2 separate regions of the Homo sapiens genome follow, and region 2 is linked to region 1. The links are chromatin loops, found by intact Hi-C in ENCODE. Cell type or tissue: thyroid gland. All regions are shown on one strand. Each heading gives the region's core, and the rest is flanking DNA. Links, peaks and the distances in the headings are about the cores only. Region 1 overlaps BMPR1A (bone morphogenetic protein receptor type 1A). Region 2 overlaps BMPR1A (bone morphogenetic protein receptor type 1A).

Region 1 (2,918 bases), core at 240-2,739:
GGATTACAGGCACCTGCCTCCACGCCCAGCTAATTATTGTATTTTTAGTAGAGACAGGGTTTCACATCAGGTCTCGAACTCCTGACATCAGGTGATCAACCTGCTGGGATTACAGGCGTGAGCCACCACACCCTGCGTCGCTAAGTTTTTTAACCAGAGAGGCTTCAGGTTTCAGACACACAGAAGCATAATTCTGGCCATACAAAAACCTCAGTTTCTTCTGTCTTCCACCCAATCAAAGTCTCCTTCAAAACTTTAAGTAAGTTTCTATTTGCCACTTCAGGACACACCTGCACTGAACTAGACACTGACTTAGAAACTTGGTTTGATTTGGCAAATTTTCTGTTAAAATGCTCCATACTTTTCTTATGCCTATTAGAGTTATTTCTGACCTACTGTATTTACTTTCAGAATTTTCTGAAGCTATAATCTTTCAGGAAATAGTACTATTTTTTGAAATAGTATTTCTATTTTTTGAAAATAGTATTTCTATTTTTTGAAATAGTACTTTTCAAAAAAGTACTATTTGAAGAACTCTTGAGTATTTACTTTCTGTAAAGGAAGTTCACATGTGGCAGCTTTCTCCTGAGTATCTAATTTGCAATTGCCTAACTGCTCAGTGACATCCACTACTGTCTGTTCTTTGTGTTTGGCATTAGCTTTGAGACCAGCTTTCTTTTTCATTATGCTTTTTTGGTGCAGCTGTCGTCTAATACTTGTTGAATTTGGTCTGTTTCCTGGTAGAATGGAGGAAACAAAGTCTTGCTCATTATCACTGCTGCTGTCATTATGAGTGCTGGAAGAACAATTGCTAGAAGATTCATATTGCTTTTCAAACTGGCTAGGATTGTTGATATCTGATGTTTTAATGGCTTTACTGCATAACTATTTCTTTTCCAGAATGGCCACTTTGCCCTTCCTTTAGCAGTTGAAAATCTGGATGCCTCTCACCGTACTGGAGTTTTGGGAATTTGTGCTTCAAAAAACTCAGATGCTTCATAACAAAAATTGCTGCAAAAAGACTTTCTTTCAGTAATATCATAGACTTTATTGGTTTTGAAATTTTATATTTAATTCCCAGCTTCTTGTGACATAAAGGATAACCACAGAGTTTGACAATAGAATGTTCATTCACTACATCGTTGTAGTGAGCAGGTGTAATGAACTTCCCCTTTTAGAAGCATCTTCTTGTTTCAAAGTACTTGTCTGTTTAGTACCTGTGGCATTTCGAGAATGGTGGGAGCCCTGGCCCTCTGCAGCCCAGGGCAGTCAGCCATGGGAGAGAGTAGTCTGCGGGTCTGGACCAGCTCCAGAGTCTCGCCCCGAGGCACCATCTCCCTACCTGGCCCACGTTATCTTAAGGGTGAATTCTTTTAAACTGTCCATGTCGTAGGTATGTCCAGATTTACACATGCCATTCCAGAGAATAGCAAATTAAGGAAAGTTCCTCAGTTTATTGTGACTAGTATAACTTTGGTACCAAAACCAAGCATGGCTAATATGAAATAAATTATAGACCAGTCTTGCTTGTGTAAAATCTAACAAGATAGGAGCAAAAGAAGTCCAGTATTATGTTTAAATATTTTATATGTATATATCTCATGTCTACAATGCTGACTGTAATACAGTTCTGACAGAGTTAGCATGAAACTCCACAGGTTTAAGGGTGCAGTTCCCAACGAGACTGCCCTTGCTGCGAGTACAAGTTAAAAGTTTGGTGGTCCCCAGACCACCTGTTATTCCGATTAACTGGCTGCAAATCTGGGGGTTCCCATGAATCCCCTCAAGTTTGATAATTTATAAATTAACTGACTGAACTTGGGAAAGTGGTATACTTAAGTTACACTTTAATTATGAAGAATACAGATCAGGACCAGCCAAATGAGATACAGGGTACTGGGAGGGTTCCTAACATGGAGCTTCTGTGCTCTCTTCTCCTGGGATCAGGGTATGTCACCCTCTTGACACATCAGTATGCTCACCAATGAGGAAGCCTACCTGAGCTATGGTGTGTGTAGATTTTATATGTAGGTGTAATGGAATAATTGGCCATGTGATTGAACTCAAACTTTCAGTGTTCTCTCCTTTCTTCCTTAGAGGCTTGGCTAGCTCAAACCCCATCCTTCTACACATGGTGGCCTTTCTGGTGAGCAGACCCCATTCTGAGTCATCTTGTTAGCATAATCTCCCCCATTCTGAGTCAATTGTTAGCATAATCTCAGGAATGATCCATGAGGCTCGTGAGTAACAAAGGCATTCCTACTACCAAGGAAATTCCATGAATTAGAGGTTCTCTCCCAAGAACTAGGGTCAAAGACTGAATACATTATTTATTATACAATAATGACAAATTGAAATTATCCCAGGAATGCAAGATAAGTGTGTTAATTATCATTGCTGCATAACAGTTTATCCCAAAACTTAATGACATGAAACCCTAATTTACAAGAATTCAGGAGTAGCCTAGCTGGATGTGGTTCTAATCTTTATGTTTCACAAGGTTGCAGTCAGGAAGTCAGCAGGGGCTACAGTCATCTGAAAGCCTGACTCGGGGAGAATACACTTCCATGTGGCATACTCACATGGTGGTTGGCAGGAGGCCTCAGTTCTTCACCCTATGGGCCTTCCCATAGGCTCGAGTATCCTCACACTGTGACAGCTGGCTTTCTCCAGATCTAGTGATCCAAAAAAAAAAAAAAAACAAGGAGAAAGCTGCAGTGCCTTTTAAGACCTAGTCATTACTTTATTCGTTTCTTTTTTTTTTTAAATTAAATTGAGATGGGGTCTTGCTATGTTGACCAGGCTGGTCTCAAACTCCTGGTCTCAAGCAGTCCTCCTGCCTGTTCCTCCCAAAGTGCTGTTATTACAGGCAGAAGCCTGTAGTTTTTCCTGTATCCTGTTTGTTAGAAGAAGTCACT
Region 2 (2,918 bases), core at 125-2,624, 57 kb before region 1:
TTCTTATATAAGCATATTTGTAAGACTTTTAGAGGTATTCCTTTTTTAGTCCTATTTTTTTTTACTAGGGAATTATGACTCATTTTGGCACTTAGCTTTTGTAGCTTACTACCGTATGACATTTTATATCTTTGCAAAAACCAAGTAATTAGACCATTCATCACAATTTCCATACTTAAAAAACTAATACTAAGTTTTTACATGTTATCAATAAAAGTAGCATTTTAACAATTATCCTTTCCACATTATTTGATAAATGCTATTGGTTTTGTCTGTTATTTTTATAAATATATAATTTGCTTTAATTACTTAAATGTTCCTTGAGCCTTAGAACTTAAATCCTGATGAGGGTTTTACTTTTTAAAATACTGAAGTTTATTATTTATGCATGTTTTACAGAAAAATGAGTGGCTTTTAAAAGATCAAAATTAAAGGCTTAAACATGGAATCTCTAGGACATATAAAATATGAGTAGAACTGTGTATTTATAAGATGTTAATGTAAGACTTCAGGCCTTGTAATATCTTAAAGGAACCACTTCACTGTAAGGGAGCAGTTTGTCTTTCTACCTTTCCAATTGTATTGAGATTTTGCCCAGTATGTCTTTTTACTTAAACACCTTGGTGAAAGCTATCCAGCATCCTGTTTTAAATCTCCTTTGTTGCACTTACCATAATTACTTTCAGATCTGTTTCCATTCTCAGAAACTGAAACTGTAAGCTCATGTGAGTGGGGAATCCGACTTGTTTTATTGCATGTGAGCTGAGCACTGTGCCTTGTGTCAGTAGTCAGTGGTGTTCCTTTAGTCCTTGTTATGTTAATAAAAAAGCTTTGGTTTTTGCAAGACTTTGTTTTTAGAGATTCTGGAAAGGAACATATTAACCAAAAAGAAGAGCTGACTTCAATTTTACTTGTCTTGAAAATAACTGACTACTAAAGGGATGTCAGGGAACATTAGTGAAAATGGAGAACTTAAGGAGTTAAAGTTTTAGCTGTTTTTTTCAAAGGATATTGTCCTTCAAAATCTTTACCTTGCATTTTTGTTACTGTGATTTAAGATGGTTGTAATTATCATTGATTGATGATACCTATCAAAAGGCAACCCTAACCAACCATTTCTGCTGGATTCTGAATGCCGAGAAAGAAAAACTGAGAAATTTGTGAACTATTACAAGTCGTCTGTAAAATGAGATAATAATATCAACTTCACAAGGTAATTTAGGCTTTCGTGAAAACTAGAGTGTGAAAATGCTTAGTAATGTGCTGGGCACACTGCAGGTGCTCTACAAATAACTACTGATAACTACTTTTTTTCATGAGTAATTGTACATTTTCTTTCTTCCTTCCTTTCTTCCTTCCTTCCTTCCTTCCTTCCTTCCTTCCTTCCTTTCTTTTCTTTTCTTTTCTTTTCTTTCTTTTCTTTCTTTCTTTTTTTGTTTTCTTTTGTTTTGAGACAAGATCTTGCTCTGTTGCCCAAGCTGGAGTGAAGTGGTGTGATCTTGGATCACTGCAACCTCTGCCTCTTGGGCTCAAGTGATCCTCCCTCCTTATCCTCCTGAGTAGCTGGGACAACAGGCGCACATCGTCACACCCAGCTAATTTTTGTATTTTTGTAGAGATGGGGCTTCACTTGGTGTTGAATTCCTGGGCTCAAGCGATCCACCCACTTCGACCTCCCAGCGTGCTGTGATTACAAGAGTAATTGTAAATTTAAAATGAATTTCTTTCCCATCCCAAACCAGTATCAAAATGCAAATATAGTAAATTACTTTTTAAAAGAGAGATGTTTAATGGCAGTTGTTGGTAGTCTTTTGAGTCTTTAAGTGGGTATATTATAGAAAAACAACATATCTCTGCTTGGAGGGAAGATTTAACTAAAAACAAGAAAAAGAATAGTAGATGAACCATGATTCTTTAACATACAGGTTGCAAACTAGTGACCTGTCAGTTGGATTTGGCCTGTAGGCATGTTTTTGGCTTATAATGTAATTTTTTAAAAATTAGTGGCCAACAATTAAAAATTGGGAGAGTTTTCAAAAGAAAATGCAGATTTCTGACTCATCTTGAAAAATGGTAAGATGGGCAGCACAGGGCCTGTATTCCCAATTGCAGCCCTCAGTGGAGCTAAGTAGGCTGTTCTCCCTGCCATCTGCCCGGCTCTCAGTTGCCATCACTCACTGCATTTGGACTCTTTCTTCATATAGTGAGCCGAGGGGGGAGTGATAGTCTCATGTTCCTATCAAAAGAGGGAAACCTAAAATAAGGCCATTTTTGTTTTTGTTTTTGTTTTGTGAGACGGAGTTTCGCTCTTGTTGCCCAGGCTGGAGTGCAATGTGAAATCGGCTCACCGCAACCTCCGCCTCCCAGGTTCAAGCGATTCTTCTGCCTCAGTCTCCCAAGTAGCTGGGATTACAGGCTTCCGCCACCATGCCCAGCTAATTTTTGTATTTTTTAGTAGAGACGGGATTTCACCATGTTGGCCAGGTTGGTCTTGAACTCCTGAGCTCAAGTGATCCACCCGCCTCGGCCTCCCAAAGTGCTGGGATTACAGGCATGAGCCACCACACCTGGCCAGGCGATTTGTGTTTTAAGAAAAACAAGAAAGCATGTAATTCTTTGCGAAAATAATGAACATTTCTATTTATATCTGTCAAAAGTCCTGTTTCTTAGGAGTTAAGACATAATTCATAGCAATTAATATATGTGGAGAAGATACGTAATGAAAAACTAACTAGAAGAGGAATTCAGACATTGAAAGGGATTATTTTAAAGTGAGAATAAAATTAGTAGTGCCGCTGTGAGGAAAATAATCTTCACGTACTTACGTATGATGAGAAACTTCCTAAGTGTCTAGAGATGGCAAGAAACTTTGTATGTTTTGCATGACAGTAATTGTAAATATGAGCTTATCTGGAAAT

What was found. Hi-C counts contacts between places; a loop is a spot of excess contacts. Peaks named below come from ENCODE experiments on the same cell type or tissue, not always from the same donor. Only the 100,000 strongest peaks of a DNase experiment are listed, where the experiment ranks them.
Region 2: a loop joins it to region 1, with 1.8 times the contacts of the local background. A loop is called at or near these places in 1 of 110 quality-filtered maps.

The regions. Positions count from the first base shown.
Region 1 is chr10:86,855,067-86,857,984 of GRCh38, forward strand. All of the region lies in intron 2 of BMPR1A (bone morphogenetic protein receptor type 1A), which reads left to right. It also overlaps the pseudogene RPAP2P1. Among named protein-coding and RNA genes, the nearest start is that of BMPR1A, 100 kb to the left of the region's middle. RefSeq lists an enhancer at 826-1,407. In thyroid gland, for the core only: no CTCF peak of the experiment used is centred there; a DNase peak (open chromatin) is centred at 1,270; H3K27ac peaks cover 1,034 bases.
Region 2 is chr10:86,798,120-86,801,037 of GRCh38, forward strand. The region is part of intron 1 of BMPR1A (bone morphogenetic protein receptor type 1A); the gene reads left to right. Among named protein-coding and RNA genes, the nearest start is that of BMPR1A, 43 kb to the left of the region's middle. In thyroid gland, for the core only: no CTCF peak of the experiment used is centred there; a DNase peak (open chromatin) is centred at 1,602; H3K27ac peaks cover 2,500 bases.